2 separate regions of the Mus musculus genome follow, and region 1 is linked to region 2. A link is a loop called in an ENCODE intact Hi-C map of the cell type or tissue named here. Cell type or tissue: gastrocnemius. All regions are shown on one strand. Links, peaks and the distances in the headings refer to the core of each region. The heading gives the core; the rest is flanking DNA.

Evidence for each region. A loop is a pair of places that touch in the nucleus more often than their neighbours do. Peaks named below come from ENCODE experiments on the same cell type or tissue, not always from the same donor. Only the 100,000 strongest peaks of a DNase experiment are listed, where the experiment ranks them.
Region 1: a loop joins it to region 2, with 2.6 times the contacts of the local background. A loop is called at or near these places in 10 of 42 quality-filtered maps.

What each region holds. Positions count from the first base shown.
Region 1 is chr3:107,328,300-107,338,708 of GRCm38, reverse strand. It overlaps Rbm15 (RNA binding motif protein 15), which reads left to right and starts at 5,420. Exons shown (of 2, transcript NM_001045807.1): 1 at 5,420-8,494. The coding sequence starts at 5,629. In gastrocnemius, for the core only: a CTCF peak has its summit at 4,582; DNase peaks (open chromatin) are centred at 7,112, 7,488, 7,723, 8,118 and 5 more places; H3K4me3 peaks cover 5,199 bases; H3K27ac peaks cover 5,088 bases.
Region 2 is chr3:107,270,872-107,281,280 of GRCm38, reverse strand. Lamtor5 (late endosomal/lysosomal adaptor, MAPK and MTOR activator 5) reads right to left here and starts at 2,423. Exons shown (of 4, transcript NM_026774.2): 1 at 2,168-2,423; 2 at 1,350-1,411. The coding sequence starts at 2,364. In gastrocnemius, for the core only: a CTCF peak has its summit at 5,085; DNase peaks (open chromatin) are centred at 2,300, 2,887 and 7,264; H3K4me3 peaks cover 1,330 bases; H3K27ac peaks cover 1,186 bases.

The sequences.
Region 1 (10,409 bases), core at 1,445-9,444, 57 kb before region 2:
GGGGCTCAGTGTTTGACCATGTAGAGACACAATCTTCGCCTAGTGTTATAAAACCTTCCCCCTTTAGCCTAGGCTTGTGACTTCACTGGCCTTCACCTGCGAGATTGATGAACCCACTGGAGAGCTGTTTTCTAATAAACCTGCCTTATCTACTTTTAATCTGGTCTAATCTGGCCTATATCTGCCAGAGGGAGGGGAAAAGCCTATTGCCTCAGACTCCAAGGTTTTATTATGTAGCCCAGACTAGCCTGTAACTTACTATGTAGACCAGGCTAGACTTGAACTCATATAGGTATGCCTGATTCTCCTTAGTGAGTGCTGGGATTACAGTCATGTGCCATCACACTTGATTCAATATACTCTTTAACCCAGTAATTCCACCATGTAGTCCCCATCCTTCATCTACCCAGCCCACTGTAGAGAATAAGATTATCTTCATCACTTCACTACTCATAATAGAAACCAAAACAAGATGTCTGGAAGAAGAAACCAGCTGAGCTGCCTAGAAGCTTAAGCTAACCTAGCTACCTGGAAAGAATATTCTCCAATTATTGTGTAGTGTACTGGGCTGGGCTTTTATCAGTTATCTTTGAGTCATTTCTCTTCCTATGGTTAACTCTCCATCCATATTTTTGTAAGGAATTCCAATAAAACTCACTGATTCACCAAATTAGATTTGGGTGGTATCTGTACTTTGCTTTGTAATTGGTTCCCTATCCAAGGTAAGTAGACATTTGTTCATGTCTTTCCAGTAAGTGTCACACAACATATTCATATAGCACTTACCATGTGCCTAATACTGTTTATAAGCTCTTTACATATTCTGACCTATTTAACTTCAGTGAGAAGATTCCATTTAGATTTTTCAATAATCTCTAATTGATAGATAGTAAAGCTAAAGTCCAGAGGGATTGATAGTAACTCTGAGGCCCACAGCATAGCTGGCATTAATCCAAATTGGCTGGTTTATGCTCTTCATCACTACCTTATTAAGTATTTATATATAAAAATACAATTACAATAGAGTTTAATCATAAAAAAGTTATAGCAGTTTTTTTTACAACAATAGTAAAAGAATATATATGCAAAGCTTTGTAAGTATACTAAGACTCCCTGACGTTTAGATCTTATATGGGTAAGCTGTATGCCAGCAATTACATATATATTTTGAGACAAGGTTTTTCTCTGTAGCCCAGCCTGAGGTGGAACTCAATATATAACCTAGGCTAGCTTCAAAAAAAATTTTTTTTTGAGACAGGGTTTCTCTGTATAGCCCTGGCTGTCCTGGAACTCACTTTGTAGACCAGGCTGGCCTCGAACTCAGAAATCCACCTGCCTCTGCCTCCCAAGTGCTGGGATTAAAGGTGTGCGCCACCACACCTGGCTTAGCTTCAAATTTTTAACCATCCTTCTGCCCCAGCCTGCCATATAAAAATCTGTCTTTAAAACTTTCCACAAACCACAAGTTCATCACTTTATAATGCAAACTAGATCCCAACATGATTGATTGCTCATAGATAAAATACGTACTTTTCTTGGTATCTGAGAAAACAAACCTTGCTCCCAAGAGACCACTCATTTTACTTCAGGAGATGAGACAGAAAATTTTAATCTACTACTATGGAAGGGGAAAATGTTCAGTCTCGAGTTTTAGGCTTGTTTTCATATACCAGGAAATTAAACAGATCTCAATGTCTACAATAAATTCATATTGCAACTATAATTGTGAGGATATATATACACAATAAAACCCAGGAAGAATAAAGAGGGAAAGAACATTGAAATTATACTGATATTTTTAAAGTTGTGCATATACTTTTGCTTTTTCTTTCATAAACACTATGATTCTCCTCACTGAGGACAGTTGCCCTCCTGGATCTGACCACTGATCACTTGGAGACAAGAGGAAAGCTTGGATTGCTTTTCAACAATTTTATTGACAACACCCAAAGAAGAGTTTCAGGTCTTTGCCCTTTAAACCATGGGTCATTTTTATCCTTTCTCAGCCCTCTTCAAGGAACATGTGTAAATACAAGTTGCTAAAACCTCACTTACACAGCTTAGTGCTTCAAAGAACACAAAGGAAATGACATCAAAATAAATCAATCACAGCAAGTCTTCTCAATGCTTGCTTTCTATTTCAATGAGCATTTGTTTGAAGTCAAATACAAGCAGAATATATAAATGACTATACTTTTAATGCTTAGGACCTCATTTTGTTGTCATGGACAAACATATGTAACAAACTTATTTTTGACCCTTGTTGTCAAAAGGTGATGGCCTTTACTGTTAGCATTAAACTTATCAGTCTTCTTGGCTCCAGGAAGCACACCAGTTCCCTTGGAAGCCTTCCTCACACTGTCTGAAGTGGCAAAAGCAGCTTCTCTGAAGCTCCCCGATGCTCTCAAAGGACAAGCCACTAAGCTGTTTGTCCTTTTTCCATCTCCTTCAGTTCTTTTTTTTCTCAGTTCTAGTTTCTAGTTCTCAGTTTGCTTCCCTCAAGCTCCTGCCATTAGGTCTGAGAAACTACACTGACTGGTCCTTATCTTGCCTCTGCATCAGTGAATCACCTGCGTTAATCAATTTAGGCTGAAAACAGTCACTCCAAGTTTTTCTGGATTGACTATTCCACTGAGTAATCAGGTTAAGGTTTAACTTCAATTCCTGTTTTTTTAGTATTCATATAATCTTAAAATAGATGAACACACCTCTGAAAAGTTCTTTATGCTTTTTTAGAGATTGTGTGTACAACTACTTTATCTCCCAATATCCAAGTTTTTATTTTTCAGTATCATTTTCCACTAAAGAGAACAGGAATGTTCTTGTAGGAATGATAGATTCCACATCTGAGGCAAAAATGTATCAGGCATGCCTGGAACAGAATAATGGAGCAGGGGAGAATGTGAATAGGATTATAGACTTAAAGAAAAATAAGACGGACATGATCTTATAATTGCTGAGACTCTGTGTTCAGGACATGAGGTGGTCTTCAGGAAATACCCTACTATTGTACATTTTTAAACTAAAATCCTACAAGGAAAATTTCTCTTGCTAATCCCTGCCCCTAAGAGCAATCTCTGTAACAATTTCAATAAAAGTGTAAGCATATATATGTAATCCACGATTTTTAAAACCACAACTGGTAGTTTATTATACACATTTTTTCTCTGACTGATGGCATTTTATGTTAACATTATTTAAACATCTTTTAAACATTATTTTTGCAGGCCTGGAGAGATGGCTCAGGCGTTGAAGAGTACTTGCTGCTCTTACAGAGGACTACAGTTTGTTTCCCAGGGGCCCAGATTGGTGACTCACAACCCTGTAACTCCAGCTTCAGGGGCTCTATCACCCTCTCTGGCTTCTCTGGATATTAGAACACTACCATACATACAGACATTCACATAAATATTTTTATGACAAAGTCTCGTTATACAGTCTTGGCTGGCCTAGTATTCACTATATAGACAACTCTGGTCTTGAATTTACAGAGATCTGCCTGCTTCTGACTTTCAAGTGGTAGGATTAAAGGGGTACACCATCATGCACTGCTAAATAAATCTTTAAAAGAATTTTTTTTCCCAGTACTAGGAATTGAACCTAGAGCTTCACATAGGTGTCCAAGGGTCCTGAGCTATGTCTCCAGACTTTTGTGTAGGGGTGGTTTTAAGACAGAATCTCACCAAGTTACCAAGTTACTCTAGCTAATGAAGAAAGCAATTGTGATCCTATCCGCAAGAGCAGCTGGGATACAGGTGTTCCAAAAGCCACATAACAGCTACTTTTAATATACAAATATGTCTATGCTTTATAGTATTTTGCGGTTTATAACTTACATATTGAGCTTCTTTCAAATCTTTTTGCTGTGACCAAGAGAGTTTGGCCCAACTGTTCACCAATTTCAGGGTTATATACCAACAAAACAAAACGGTTGAAATAGGGCTAATCAGGTTGCTGTATCTAATCTTCAAGTAGCTTATAAATTTAGAATTCAAGTTTTGGGGAAGGGCATTCTTATCACCTTGTAAAATGTCCTGTTTTAAAACACATTCTCTACTCAGTCTTAGAAGATGTAAATACCAAAATCTTTCTCATCTCTCCTAGGTACATTTTTGGGAAGACTGCAAAAAGCCTATTTCCTCTCACCAGGAGGTAAACGCTAGTGGGATAGACTACGCATCTAATCTCATGATCACCAGTATTACATAAGCTTAAGAGATTCAGGTGCATGGGGTCGCAGAGGTGGGAGACGGGAGGCGTTTAGACGGGAATCACGGTTAAAGGAGTCAAAGGAAGTGGATATAGGAGGGAGCAAGGTGGCCATGTTACTGGGTCCTACTATGGATTAATCGGAGTGCTGGAGTCCTAGAAACGAGATAAATGTAGTGTCCGCACAGTGAGAAGTGTGACACATTAAAGCAAAGCACAGCTATATTATGTCTCACACATCTTTTATAAATGCAAACCTTACAGGGATTCACAACATAAAGCAGGAAGCAAAAATCTGCAAGTGGTCCTGCAGGTCGGACCAGTAAGTGGGCTTGCAGGACACTGCGGGCCCTAAGGCGGCCACTGAGACTGGCCAGGGCTCCGCGGCGCTGTTCCCTGTGTCCGCGGGCGGGCAGTGACTCGGTACCGCCCAGGGCGTCAGCGTGACCCGAGGCTCTGTGAACCCTGAACTCACCGCCCCAGCGGGCCGCACAGACCGGGGCAGGCGTTTTCTCGCGCACGGGGGTGGGGCTTTTTCAGGCAGCTAACTAAGATGGTGTCGGCTGGACTGTCCGGGACAGCTGCCTAGGCGGATCGAGTGAGGGCCAGCAGCCGGAAGGACCACCGAGCCCATTGTCCCGCCCAGACAGGACAGTGAGGAGCCCGCAAGTTCCAGACTCGAAGGACCGAAGCACAGGCAAGTACGCCGTAAGGACCTAACAAATGTTTAAGAGAACGCCGAAAGCGCGGGGAGGCGGGCCTGACTCACTGTCACCATCTCGCGACAGCAAAGTGACGTCGCACAGCAAGCGCGTGGTCTTAGTCTTTCACCTTCAGACGCCTCAGTTTATGGGCCTACTCCTTTAAGTGAGTGATGGACAGCGCTTTTATCCAATCATGTTCCTCGTCAACATCCAATCAGATTTAAACTTTCTTCAGCCGCCGGAGAAGTTGGAAGACTGGGGTCGAAAGAGAGCGAGCGAGTGAGCGAGTGAGCGAGCGAGCTCTTTGTCTCTCGCGAGATCGGAGAGAGCCAAATTCTCAGGAAAAAACGCCTGAACTGATGTCCAGACTTCCCGATAGTGATTTAAAAGACGTGGCCACAAACCAATGAAAGGGAAGAGAAGGTGGGATCGCTGCGTTCGCCGTGCTAGAAGTACCGTTACAGGGCAGAGTTTTTGTCCAATCAACGCTTCTAGGCTTTGGGTCAGGTGACCATGAAGTGCGAGGGGCGGAGCTACAGCCTGGCGCGAGGAACCGTTAAGATAGACAACGAATATAACCAATGAGGTACTGGGATTAGGGCGTTGGGAACCCAATAACAGCGTCGGGGCGGGCGCCTTCCCGGAGCGCGGGGAGATGTAAAGACGGACAAATAGTTTTTCCAATGAGAAGGCTGAAGAGTGAATTAATTGACCAATGAGGTCTGCGGGGCGGGAGCCTTTGCCGCGGCGGAGTCCAAGATGGCGGCGTGCGAGTCCGCTGTGTGAAACGAGCGCGGGGTGGCGGGTTAGTCAGCTCCGCAGAGACGACCTCCGGCGACCCTCAACAATGAAAGGAAAGGAGCGCTCGCCGGTCAAGCCCAAGCGCTCCCGTGGCGGTGAGGACTCCAGTTCTCGTGGGGAGCGGAGCAAGAAGTTAGGGGGCTCCGGCGGCAGCAATGGGAGCAGCAGCGGGAAGACGGACAGCGGCGGGTCGCGGCGGAGCCTTCATCTGGACAAGTCCAGCAGCCGGGGCGGCAGCCGCGAGTACGAGACCGGCGGGGGCAGCTCCAGTAGCCGCTTGCACAGTTACAGCTCCCCGAGCACCAAAAATTCCTCAGGCGGGGGCGAGTCGCGCAGCAGCTCCCGGGGTGGAGGCGGGGAGTCACGTTCCTCCGGGGCCGCCTCCTCCGCGCCCGGCGGCGGGGACGGCGTGGAGTACAAGACCCTGAAGATCAGCGAGCTGGGGTCCCAGCTGAGCGACGAGGCGGTGGAGGACGGGCTGTTTCACGAGTTCAAACGCTTCGGTGATGTAAGTGTCAAAATCAGTCACCTCTCAGGTTCTGGCAGCGGGGATGAGCGGGTAGCCTTTGTGAACTTCCGGAGGCCAGAGGACGCGAGGGCGGCCAAGCATGCCAGAGGCCGCCTGGTGCTCTATGACCGGCCTCTGAAGATAGAAGCCGTGTACGTGAGCCGGCGCCGCAGCCGCTCCCCGTTAGACAAAGATGCTTACGCCCCGTCATCCAGCGTGGTCGGGACCTCAGTCGGTAGCCACCGGCACGCCCCTGGAGGAGGGGGAGGTCAGAGGTCGCTTTCCCCTGGAGGTGCTGCTCTGGGATACAGAGACTACCGGTTGCAGCAGTTGGCCCTGGGCCGCCTGCCTCCTCCACCCCCGCCACCATTGCCCCGAGAGCTGGAAAGAGAACGAGACTATCCGTTCTATGACCGGGTGCGCCCGGCCTACAGCCTGGAGCCGAGGGTGGGAGCTGGAGCAGGTGCGGCTCCTTTCCGAGAAGTGGATGAGATATCACCTGAGGACGATCAGCGTGCCAACCGGACACTTTTCTTGGGCAACTTAGATATCACTGTGACGGAAAATGATCTCAGAAGGGCTTTTGATCGTTTTGGAGTCATCACAGAAGTGGACATTAAGAGGCCTTCTCGAGGCCAGACCAGTACCTATGGCTTTCTCAAATTTGAGAATCTAGACATGTCTCACAGGGCCAAACTTGCAATGTCTGGCAAAATTATAATTCGGAATCCAATCAAGATTGGTTATGGTAAAGCCACACCCACTACCCGACTTTGGGTGGGTGGTCTGGGACCCTGGGTGCCTCTTGCTGCCCTGGCACGAGAATTTGACCGATTTGGCACCATTCGAACCATAGACTACCGTAAAGGTGACAGTTGGGCATATATACAGTATGAAAGTTTGGATGCAGCTCATGCTGCCTGGACCCATATGCGTGGATTCCCACTTGGTGGCCCAGATCGTCGCCTCAGGGTAGACTTTGCAGACACAGAACATCGTTACCAGCAGCAATATCTTCAGCCTCTGCCCTTGACCCACTATGAACTAGTGACGGATACTTTTGGACATAGAGCACCTGACCCTTTGAGGAGTGCTCGGGACAGGACACCACCCTTACTATACAGAGATCGTGATAGGGACCTTTATACTGATTCTGACTGGGTGCCACCCCCACCACCGGTTCGAGAACGCAGTGCTCGGGCTGCAACTAGTGCTGTCACTGCTTATGAGCCACTAGATAGCTTGGATCGAAGGAGGGATGGCTGGTCACTGGACAGGGACAGAGGTGATCGGGACTTGCCCAGCAGCAGGGACCAGCCAAGGAAGCGAAGGCTGCCTGAGGAAAGTGGAGGACGGCATCTTGATAGATCACCTGAGAGTGAACGGCCTCGAAAACAGCGTCACTGCACTCCTTCTCCTGACCGAAGTCCAGAACTGAGCAGTAACAGAGATCGCTACAACAGTGACAATGATCGATCATCTCGTCTTCTCCTCTTGGAAAGGTCTTCCCCAGTCAGAGATAGACGGGGCAGTTTGGAGAAGAGCCAGAGCGACAAGCGAGACCGTAAAAACTCTGCATCAGCTGAACGGGATAGGAAGCATCGGACAGCTGCTCCCACAGAGGGAAAAAACCCTCTGAAAAAGGAAGACCGATCTGATGGCAATGCACCCAGTGCCAGCACTTCTTCATCAAAGCAGAAGCCACCTTCCCAGAAACAGGATGGAGGGACAGCTCCTGTGGCAGCATCCTCTCCCAAACTCTGTTTGGCTTGGCAGGGCATGCTTCTACTGAAGAACAGCAACTTCCCTTCCAACATGCATCTGTTGCAGGGTGACCTCCAAGTTGCTAGCAGTCTACTTGTGGAGGGCTCAACTGGAGGCAAAGTGGCCCAACTCAAGATCACTCAGCGGCTCCGTTTGGACCAACCCAAGTTGGATGAAGTAACTCGACGCATCAAAGTGGCAGGGCCTAATGGTTATGCCATTCTCCTGGCTGTACCTGGAAGTTCTGACAGCCGATCTTCCTCTTCCTCAGCCACATCAGACACTGCCGCCTCTACTCAGAGGCCACTTAGGAACCTTGTGTCCTATTTAAAGCAAAAGCAGGCAGCTGGGGTGATCAGCCTCCCTGTGGGAGGCAATAAAGACAAGGAAAACACCGGGGTTCTTCATGCCTTCCCACCTTGTGAGTTCTCTCAGCAGTTCCTGGATTCCCCTGCCAAGGCACTGGCCAAATCTGAAGAAGATTACCTGGTCATGATCATTGTCCGTGGTGCGTCCTAAAGTCCATGTGTAACTTGTATTTACTACTTGACATGGTTCCTTGTTTTGTGATGTGTAATGGGATATAGCATCAGATGAAAATTTCTTTCAATTAGTTTAGTTGATTTTTTTTTTATATATATATATTTTTGTAAACCTTAAAATAGATATTAGGGCAGTTAGTTACTAAGTGAAAGGGATGCCCTGAGGTAGCGGGAAGATAGGTTGCTTTAATTAGGAGTTCTTACCCTCATAATTTTTCTTTAGGTTTTTTTTTTCCTTTTTCAATTTTGAGGGTTTCTTTTTTTTTAAATCCTCAAAATGATAAAACCCCCAATTTTTAAAATTATAATTTGGAGAAAAGTACCTTCTGATAATATTTACTCTGTACTGAAAATGATTTGATTGGTGCATAGAAAATTTAAACTAGAAGCATTGTGTGACAAAAATTTGATCAGGTGTTGCAAAGTCCAATTACTTTAATCAGGTGTTTGAGTATTTCTTTAAATATACAGTTTATTCCCAGAAAGTTTGCTTTAACATATTAGTTTTTGAGTTTTGTATCCCATGTTTGTAGCAGTAACGGGTAAAAGTTGAGGCTTGTGTTATAAACCATTTACATCTTAAACTGGTATGCAAGAAATGAGTAAATGCTTTTAAAATGAGAATTTGTTGGTAAGTTAGGTGCACGATAGTGTTCTTACTGACTTGAGAGGTGTAGCTAATACAGTTTTATTGTGCATACTTCAAAACCAAAAATGAAGGTTTCTGTATCCACTTAAGAAATTTCTGGTTTCAGTAAGAGTTGCCTGCAGGCTTATAAGTAACCCTTTTATTTCCCCTAGTAGACATTAATCAGACATCTGAATTACAGAAGTTTTTAAACGGTGATTGTAAAATGCTCTCAGTATATTTGAAGAAAATGCCTTCAGGTTTTTTTTTTGTTTTTGTTTATGTTTAAACAAGAATAGTGGCATTACATTGGTGACAGTGTTTTGAATATCTTTGAAATTTAATGTTTGATATTTTTGACTGTTGCCTGGATGTAGAGGTTTGAGATTTCAGTGTTAGAAAACTTTTTTTTTTTTAATTTTGATTTTTTCATGTATTTGTAATTTACCTGCACAGGTTCCCTCCCCGTCCCCCAAGTCCTCTCTCCACAAAAATAAAGAGCTGAGGATTTGACATCTGGTTTTTAATAAGGGCTTTTGTTATTTTATAATAATGGGTTTTTTGTTTTGTTTTATGTGCTCTTCTGCTACCACTTGTGATTTCTAAGGCCATTATTAAATATGATTTTCTTCCTCAATTTAAGTACTGAGGACTTCAACAGGGCCCAATATTTAGTTACGATTAGGAACTTGAGTTTTTGGATCATGGTCATTTTTCTATTCTGTGAATGTGACTTACTCAAAGCCTTGCAGAGCCCAACTGTTTTCTTTCTGTTATCAAAGCTCGTTTGAAATAGCATCAGTAATAACCCAGAAAAAGTCACATAATTTTAGTTTTTCATTAGGACTGTATATAAAGCATGTCAGTATGAAAACCTTATCACTACATCATACTTTTTGTTTTTCACTATGTATTTATGATTTTTATTTTAATTTGGAATTTTTTGAGAAAAAGAATGTATAGGTTTCTGAGCACAAAGGTGTAAAATACTGAAATCCTCCAACTATGACTGGGTGTCTTTTGCCTCCAAAAATGCAACATTTGGCTTGAAATAAGACATCTATTTAGAAACTGATGCAAGTGTAGTCTGTGTACATGGAGTTTAAGTACAGTTTTTAGTTATCTAGGTAGATTTTTCCAGTTTAAATAATTTCGCTAGCCATTACTTTTTAGTATTTTTTTTAATAAGATAGTTGGGCAAATGATTTTGCTGTTAGAGAATGGTCTGTGAAATCTAATTTTACTGTTAATCA
Region 2 (10,409 bases), core at 1,483-9,482:
CTTATTATAGATCCCTGAAATAAAGGGGTTTACTTACACCTAAAACTAAGGTAGTAGACAATATAACCTGGCAGAAATTCTGGATTGACTATTACTACATAAAAAATCCGTAGGCCAAAGTGCAGCCCGGAAATCTATTGGAAATAGCAACTTCGCACCTTGAAGGTTTTACTTAGTTTTTTTTTTTCCTCCACATTTGCATTTAAAGAGTTTTCATTAGTAACTTGGCAAATGCTTCAAAAAAATTTACCTTTGTTCCAAATGGCTGCTTTTTGTATAAGACATAACTATATTACTTTTGTCAGGTATCATACCAGCAAAAGATCAGAGCTCTAAAAAACCTGCATCAGTTATAAGGATTCTTGGGTTTACTAGTTTCTGACATTAATTAACTTTAGCTATTTACCTTTCTGGACTTAGTTCCTTATCTGTAATTGCTACAATTTATTGAACACCACACAAACACATCTTGGTTCTGTACTGGGTGTTTTAAGCTTTGGAGCCAGCTTTAAAAACATCCTATCTCAACCATTCATTAGGTGTTTGACCCTGGGCAAGGTACTTTTAAGCTTGCTAAATTTCTTGACCATAAAGGGCTTTGGTGGGGGGGGGGGGGCAGGAAGGGGGGTTATGTACGTTTTATAATGAAAACACTAAGAATAGTGCCTGGCTGGGCATGGTGATGCACACCTTTGTTCCCAGCATTCAAGGGATAGAGGCAGGCAGATCTCTGTGAGTTACAGGCCAGCATGGTCTACAAAGTTTGTTCCAGGACAGCCAGGGCCACGTAGAATAAGTTTTTAAAAAAAAATGTCTTAAGACAACACACACATAATGTATGTATGAAATAAAATAACCCAATGAAGAAACTGAAGCCCCAAGAGGCTCCTTCTGTTCGGCACTCATGTTGCTAGCAGACAGCATCGGAGAATGGGGTTGAAGTCAGACGTGTCTAACTAGGAAATCCCTATTTTTACTGACAATAACTTACTGTTGAGAGTGGCTGGACTAGCAGCCAGCATCATCCATTTTCAGGGTTATTGAGGCAATTAAGGAAATAGTGTAGCCTGACTGTGCCTGCACAGGGAATGCATTCAGTAAAGATGTCCTTATCTAAAGCCCTTTTCTAGACCACTTAAAATTTATTCAAAACCATTTTAGTAGGAACAGTTGTAGAACTGGGAGGAACATTTCTGCCTTTAAAATGCAACTGAAAGGCTTCAACCATCTACTCTTACTTGGAGATAGTCTCTATGCCCTAAAGGTAACAGGAATAAAAGCTAGAAAATAGTAGCAGTGTAAGTTAAGGCTCTCAGAACTTCAAAGGGAGGCTGGTAGGAGACACTTACAGCCCAGATTAAGTCCTTGTGAATCTGTGCATAGGACTCCAACAATGGATGGATTCTTCATTCTAATTTTGGGAGCACAAGAAAGATGAACCAGATGATGTGAAGAAAATATTTCAAATTACTGTAGTAAAACAGATTTTCTATGCACCGAGTATTAAGCACTTCAAATCAGCCCTTAAATTTTTTCGCCCCCTTTCAGAGGACAAACTGTGAGTTGTTTAAATAAACAAAACAAAACCCAAACCATTTTCTCAGGCACCTCTGCTTCACAAAGACACAAACAAGGCAGTTATCTTTAGGGCTCTGTCCTTGGTATAGAAGCATGCTCTAGGACTGCAACTCCTGAAGACAACTGTTAAATCTCAGTAACGGGAATTGCTCCTGGAGGGGATTAAGAAGCTCAAGGAGGAGGTGTCTTCTTGTAAGCCACTTTACACCTCCCAATTTTAAATTTTACAGAGATAGCTGAAAAACTTTACGGATATATTTACTTCACAAGCGCTGAGCAACTGACGGGCCACAAACGCGGGAAGATGTGCGTGAAAGTGCTTTGGCACTGCGGGGGCTCGATTTAGCACACCCGGGGCATCCTTCCCCAAACTTAATCCGTTTCCCAAACTTCTCAAGAGCTACTCGATTCTGCGAACACGCCTAACGAAACTTTACTACCCAGTAACGAGCGGCCCGGCCGTAGGCAGAAGTCACCCGCTCGCCGCCCCGAGTGCCCCAAACGCTTCCGCAGACACTCGCGGTCCATGCCGCTGTCCCATTCCAGCTCCCCTGTCCGGAGCCCAGGACCGGCCGCACGCACTACTCACGTGTCCTCCAAATGCTGCTCCAAAGTCGCCTCCATCCCGCAGGCTGTCCGCCCCAGGCCAGGACCCCGCAGCAAAACACTTCCTCCTTCACCGCAAACCTCGATCACGTGACTTGACCGAGGCGGGCGCCTGGACGGCGTCTCCAGAGGGACGAAATTCAGCGCGGCGCCGCGTCCGCGCTCTTTACGAAAAGGCATAGCTACTACCACAGGACCAGTGATGGCTGGCTTTCGATTGGGGGTGCTGGGCCTTCAAAGCAATCTGTAGTCGGGCCTCAGGGCCTTTTCCTGACCTAGCACTTGGACTTAGTGATTTTTAACCTTTGGATTTGGTTCAAGCAATTTCCAGTCCTAACCAGACGTAGACCTGGTTTAAATTTTAAAGTAACCAGCAGGTCTGGCATGGTCTCATCTATGCAATAGGCCAATCGCTAAGAAGACAGTGCTCAGTTTCTGACCCTAGGTCAAGAGGCTGAGGTGTATACTTTACCTATCAAAGCAGAACTGGCCTCCAGGTTCTGCATCCCTCAGTTCCCACCTGGCATACCTTGCCCCCAACCCTGAACTTTCCAGCCCAGGGGCTGGGCTGCCCTTCCCTTTCTATAGGGCTCCTTTCTATAGAATCCAGACATTTTGGTCTCCTTCTCCTTTTCTCTCTCTGCACACATTCCCCCTTCTCTCTTTCTTCCTTCCTTTCCCAGGAAACTTCGCTGGCCTTGGTCCTTGGGGCCAGTGAACTCACCCACCGGCTGGCAGCTTCCCAATAAACCTGCCTTTAACATCATCTACTCTGGTTTAAATTGATTCATTTCACCAACATCGGAGGAGAAGTAACCTATCACACAGGGCCGATGGGGAGGGGTGCACACACGGGACTAAAGGAAGAGATGGCACACGTTGAAACCCCAAACTGCGTGCTGGGAAAGTGTCAGAATCTTAACATTGGTACCTTCTTTGTTCTCGTAGGTTGGCCTCGAATTCTCCCACCTTTGTCCTGTGATTTACTGCCATGTGCCATATTTAATTTGCATTGATACTTCTAATAGCTAGGTCATGGGAAGTTTTAGGGGGAAGAAATTAGGTTTAAGTTTTAGGTGTTAGTGAAGACCGTGTATTATTACTTTAAAATAACTGAGCTTTAAAATTTTTATTCCCTTTTCTGTTTTAGAGACAGTATCTCATATACCCCTCATTGCCCTCAAATTTGCAGTGTGTCCGAGGCTGGCCTTGAAGTATTGATCTCTCTGCTTTTACTTCCCAAGTGCTGGGATTACACCAACATGCCTGGGTTTAAAAACTTTAGAATAAACTAACCACTCATAGTCCTACTGTGAAGAGATGATAGTTTGATAAGGATATTTTGGAGACTATCTTTTCCATATGGCTATCTTTGCAAATGTATTATTTGAATTTTTTTTGTTTTTTGTTTTTTGTTTTTTTTTTTTTTTTGTTTTTCGAGACAGGGTTTCTCTGTGTAGCCCTGGCTGTCCTGGAACTCACTCTGTAGAGAAATGTTTTTTAAAAGCAAAATCAATATACATACTATATATACAATTCTGAATTATGTAGCAGGGATTCTTCACAGAATTTATTATAAATACCTTTTCAGGACAGTAAGTTTTTATTTACTTTGTTTGTAATAGTTGCAAAACACACCAACTTTGTTATCATAGCTACACCTAAAGTGAACTTACTGTTCATTAGTGACCAATTAAGTTGCTCTTGTGTCCCCTCCCTACCCTCTGTCCTGGTGGTACCAGGTTCTGTGCTGGTTGAATATTCTTTAGCCCAATATTGTGCATTTAAATTTTTTCTTCATGGTTAATTACTAGAAATAGAATTGTTTGGTCAAAAGTTATGGTCATTTTCAAGAAAAATATATATATGTATATATATTATTTACATGAAGAAGGGTTTATGAAAACAAGGGTGTGTCCATGGCTCATCTCTACCCCTTCCTGTGTAGCGTGCCTTGCACTTAGCTTCCTCTAGCAATCTGATCTCTGGCATTTACTCAGTCTGTTTTTTGATCTGGTGCCCATAATAGAAGAGGCCAAGGCTTAGCCACCCGCTCACCATTCACCATATTGTTAAAATGAAGCTCGCAGAATTATTATTACTTTTTAACTTTACAGTGCAGGGTTATCTCTAACATGTGATTCTCCTGCCTCAGCCTTCTAATGCTCTAATATGAGCCCCATATTTGGCTATGCTTCCAGAATTGTGTGTTTGTATGTATGTTCATGTGTGTCTTGATGCATGTGTATACTTGGATTCAGTGTGTTTGCAGATATTCATGCACGTATGTGCATGTGCAGTTGGGGGTCAGAGGTCAGCCTTGTCTTGTTCCTCAGGTGCCATTAAACTCTTTTGTTTGAGACAGGGTCTATCGATAGTTTGGGGCTTGATTAGGCTAGCCTGACTGGCCAGCTTCCCCAGGGATCTCCCTGTCCCAACCCATCTCAGCCTTTTCAATGTTGGGATTACATGTGTGCCACCATGCCCCAGGCAGTTATCCATGGGATCTGGAAACCAAGCCCATGTCTTCATGCTTGCAAGGTAAGAATGCTGACTAAGACATCTCCCCAGCTCCTGGCTCTAGAATTCTAACTTTCTTGGGATTCCAGTTTATGGGGTGTAATTTGGGCTTTGGAGAAATTACCTGAGTTATCAGGTAACACAATGTGGGCTATTCAGATTTTAGAACAGCACTCTAGAGATACCCTTAAAAGATAGCGTTAGAGCTGCGTAGCAGAGAGCATGCTGATGATCCCAGTACTTGGGAGGCTGGGCTAGGTGTTTAAAAACCTATTAGATACTATTCAAAGTAAAGTTTGCCCCAGTTGTCTTAAGAGAAAGCTAACACTATGCCTAAGGGAACAGTATCAGCTCTGCCTCCCTGTGGTCTCAAGTGGTAAAAATGTTACTGAATTGAGACCGCTTGGTTTGACCATTCTGTCTTGTTCTGTTAAGCGCCAAGCATCTGGCTTACCTAGGACTTTACTCAGGCTAGGTAAGTACTCTATGCCTGAGCTTTACCCTTAGCCCAGTTCTGCCTTTCTGAACCTCCACATTACTATTCAAACAGATATAATGTGAACCCCCTTTGTAGTTTTAAATAACCTGGGAGCCACATAAGGAAAACAGAAGAAATTAATTTTAACATGATTTTGTGTATCTAAGAAGTTATTTCAATATATAATTACTTTTAAAAAATACATTATTTTTCTCCCATCTTAAGTCCTTAAAATATGAAGTCTAGTTGCACTTTGTCACATTGCAGTTCAGACCGACCACATTTCAAGTACTCAGTCCCTTGAGTGAACATTGGCTCCTGTATTGTCAAATAGGTCTCCAGGGTATATCAAATAATCTCAAAGCCAGAAAAATGATTAAAAGATTTTCAGAATGCCTACAGCTTCTTAAGGTCTAAGCTAGGCCTTTCAGGGGAAGAGAAGAAATCAGGAAGAGGGAGGATTTGATGTGTGGGAAGTGACGGGGATAGGCTGTTGTCTCTCTGTCTCGCTTCCTTTGGTCCTGCACAGCTGGGTTGAGGGGAAGGAAAGCTATGTAAGCAGCCAAGTGCTGGGAACTAGGGTGGTGCTTCTGGGGGATGTCAGCTTTGCAACGCTTTCTGCTTTCTTTAGCATTCAGGGTCCTTGATGACTCCTCCAGTTTTGAATGCTGGGAGCTGGTTCTGGAATGATGGCGGGAAATCCCAAGCACCCATATCAGAGCATTGGACTCGATGGGTTGGAGTTTTTCTGTGTTTACTTAGCAGAAATGGATAGAATGCCTTCTCCATCTCCCCATGTGAGGCCCACGGAGAAACAGCTGGCTGTGTTAGCATTTTGTCTAAGCTCCGCCCCACAGTTACCTGGCAATGGCCAGGTATGCCTGACTCACTATAAAAGGGGTTACTTGCCCCCTCCTCCCTCTTGTTCTCTTGCCTCCCTGCTCTCACTCTGTCCTCTTGCCCCTTCTCCCTCTCTCCCCATCCACCCCACCACCACCACATGTCATGGCTCTAGCCTCTTCTCTTCTACTCTGTCTCTCTGCTTTTCTTTGTCTCTACTACCTCTCAACTCCCCTCCCCATGCCCTGAATAAACTGTTCTATACTATACTGTCTGTTGTGTGGCTGTGCGGCTCAGGGGGAAAGGATACCTCAGCATGGGCCAGCAGAGGAACCCCCCTTCCTCCACACCTGACTACACCTCCACCAAACATATTCCTCCCCTCTCTATCTTTTTATAAAACACAGCAGGCTACGCACTTCCTGGGGACACTGTTTATTAACATCTCTGTTTGAACGAAGGGCATTGGGGTTCCTTGTGGTATTGTCACAATACTTTGCTTTGCTTGATCTTCCTTCCCAACTTGTCTCCCCATTTTTTTGCTCCTGCTCTCAATACTCTTCTACCCTCACTAGTCCAATGTCTCTTCTTAAGTCTCCTATTTCTATCACATACCTCTAGCCCTTCCTTTAAACCTATTTCCCCCACCCCCATGATCTCCTTTCTAGAGGAGAGTTTAGATGGCATCCTTTGTGGAGCGAGATTTATATAAAGACTATGAAGTCTTTAACTTCAGTTTCTTTTGTTTCTCCCCTTCCTGCAAACAAGCTCTGAGAAAGGAGAGTTGCGGGTAGGCGCAACAGAGAATGTGAAAGTCCACATATCCCACTAAGGAGTGGAAGGAGGTACCGGGCCAGAACTCCAGATATTACATGCTGTCTTGGTGCTGTTTCCTTTGCCTTGACTCCTGCATAGACTCTGATAGACTCACTTAGGTACAGTATTGGTGGGCTATAGTGGTGTACCACTGTAATCCCAGCACTCAGGTTTTCTATGAATGTGAGCCTACCTGGACTACCTAGTAAGTTTGAAGACGGCCCGAGCTACACAAAAAGACCCTGTCAAAAATAATAAAAAATAAAAAGAAGATGGGGGGTATCTTTAATGGTGGGTCCAGCTCTGGGCACTGAGAGATGTGTTATCCCAGGGCTACCAACACTGGCCTCTGGACAACTCGAGTGCTTAGTCACAAGCCTTCAGTGCAATGAACCCTAATGAGCCACTAGGGGGCACCAAGGCCACAGAAAACTGCAAAATGAAGGGCCTAAGGAGTGTGTGTGTGTGTGTTCACTTGTAGGGGGTGAGGGCTGGAAGGAGGATGTATAAGCCTGCTGAGTTATTAGAGAGTGGAGAGTGTTAAATATCAAATGCGGGTGTCCTTGGAGTCAGAGGCATACATTTGAATCCTGGTAGCCAGGGCACCAGCCTCCCATGGGATCTCTGAGTGTCTGGGGAGCCTTTGATATAGGGGTACTGTATTCTGGTTCATCCAGGTGTGGGGAGGATAGCATGGGTTACCTTGTGTAAGAGAGGTTGGTGTGTTATGAAAGTCAATTTGAATAAGAAAATCTGTTTGTCTCCTTAGGTTGATTATAATCCAGATGATGCACAGGAGAAAATCACAGTGCCAAGAGATTGCTGCAGCCATCAGTCTCATATCCAAGAGATTGCTGCAGCCATCAGTCTCATATCCAAGAGATTGCTGCAGATATCAGTCTCATATCCAAGAGATTGCTGCAGCCATCAGTCTCATATCCAAGAGATTGCTGCAGATATCAGTCTCATATCCAAGAGATTGCTGCAGCCATCTGTCTCATATCCAAGAGATTGCTGCAGATATCAGTCTCATATCCAAGAGATTGCTGCAGCCATCAGTCTCATATCCAAGAGATTGCTGCAGATATCAGTCTCATATCCAAGAGATTGCTGCAGATATCAGTCTCATATCCAAGAGATTGCTGCAGATATCAGTCTCATATCCAAGAGATTGCTGCAGATATCAGTCTCATATCCACAGGAGAAGCTGAATCTACATAGCTTCCCTATAAAGCTGTGCCAAATGCCATAGTTATATTGATGTTATTATTAGATTTTCTACATATTCTATGTAAAATTATAAAGTACAATGAGAAAAAAAATCACCTGAAGCTCTAGCCCTGACTCTAAGAAGAAAAAGTCAAAAGTCAAGTAGAGCGGGCAGGAGGTAGGTAAGGTGGAGACAGGGAAGGTGTGTCACGGGGAATGCCAAAGTTTTGGCAGCTCAAGCATCTCATTCTAAGCTGCAGCATAGGGCTCTAGTGGGTGCCAGGGGTCGGGGGTCAGAGGTGGGCGGGCTCTAGTGGGTGCCAGGGGTCGGGGGTCAGAGGTGGGCGGGCTCTAGTGGGTGCCAGGGGTTGGGGGCCAGAGGTGGGTGGTCTCTAGTGGGTGCCAGGGGTCAGGGGTCAGAGGTGGGTGGGCTCTAGTGGGTGTCAGGGATCGGAGGTCAGAGGTGGACAGCACTGAGACTTGAGACCAGGTATAAACTTGGCTCTTGTTCATAGTATTAGTGGCATTAGCGGTTAGTGTGTAGGAGCTGATAACTATGTGACCAGGGACACACCCTTAATCACCACATTCCCCTCCCCCCCCTTTTTGTAGTAGCTAATATTACTATCTTTTGGTTACAGTTAAAAATGCAAAGCTCAGAAAACAACGCTGGGTACAGTCTCATACAACTGTAGTTCCAGAACACTGGAGGCAGAGGCCACAAGTTTGACAAGCTAGTCAGTTCTACACAGAGAGTTCCAAGCCAGCCAGGGCTACACAGATAATCTTGTCTATACCTAAACAAAACTTTGGCCAGATCGTCCTGCTTGAAAGTGGTGGAGTCTAATTGTTACTCTCCCCTGTATACTGCCCGACTCTGCCTAGAACACGGTCCTGGAATTCAGGTGCAGAGGTGGTGGAGACCCAGTGCACACCTCTTACTCTCGATATGACATATGAGGTCCAGAGAGGAGAGGTGTCTACTTTACAACATAAACCTCTTTTTGACATGGAATTCGATATTCCAAGCATCTCTAGCATGCTGCCAGATGCTATTGAACTGTAGTTAAATCTGCTTCAGAGGGAGTCACTGTTTTAAGTTAAATGTTAATCTCCCCCCATATTCGCATGTGAGGATCCAAAATCAAGTGCCTTAGATTGTGGGCATGTTTGCAGACAGGGCCTTTATAGATGGCAATCAAGTTAAAATGAAGAAGACATTAGTGTGGGCATTAACCTTATGTAATTGACATCCTTATATAACAAGACATGCACAGGGGAAAGGCAGGCTCCAGCTGCAAACATCTGTCTATAGGCCAAGGAGAGAAGCCTCGAACATATTTCTTCCTCACAGTCCTCAGAAGGAAACTATTCTGCCAAAACTTTGATTTGGGGCTTCTATTCTCCAGACTTGAGGGTAAACCACTCAATTGGTGATTCATTATAATGGTATCCCTGGGGAATGAGGGCCTTCATGAATCCAGAAAGCCCACAAGTCAAGCAGGATCATAGATACTTGGTGACTCTTTGTTAACAGAAGTACTAGTTGGAACGATTACCCTCCCAGAGGCAAAAAGAGAACAGATGAGCTTTCCAGCTTGCTCCCAGTATTGTTCTGTGGCTAAGATAGTTTTCTTCCATTGGACCTTGGCCAACCTATTTAACTTGGGCTTTGGATCTTCCTTTAAAGCTTTTATAGACATATGTGCCATGTACTTATGTCTTATGTGTTGGTGTGTGAGTGTGTGTGTGTGTGTGTGTGTGTGTGGGTGTGTGTGTGTGTGTGTACTATCATGCTCAGGAACTGCCTACATACTTTGAGACAGCATCTCTCATTGTCTTATAATTAACCAAAGAGGCTAGACTACCTGGCCAGCAATCCCAGGAATCTCTCTGTCTCTGTTGCTCATTGCAAGCGTATACTACCTTGCCCGGCATTTTTATACACATCTGGGGGTTGAATTCAGGTGTTCATGCTTTCAAGGTTTTACCAATGAGCCACACCTTCACCTCTTTGAACCTATTTTATATCAGAGCCTCAGCCTTAGAAGGTCCTAAAGAAACATGTAGTGAGCAAATGGGTGGGAAGATAAGCTGATGGCCACTCTTATCCAAGCTTCTCCAGCCATGGAGTAGGCAAGGACATAGGGATGGGGCTGTCAGTAAGTGAAGGATAAAGTTAGTCACTGTGTCCCAAAGCTGAGCTGAGTCCTGAGTCTAGAAGACACAGTGAAATATATTTTCGATGAGTCAAGGTGGGCTAAAAACATTTTGGAACAGGAAGCAATTTTTCCTTTGCTTTATTAATTTTGCTCCCAAGGATAAATGAGATACAGACTTCTATATCCAAGCCTTTATTAGA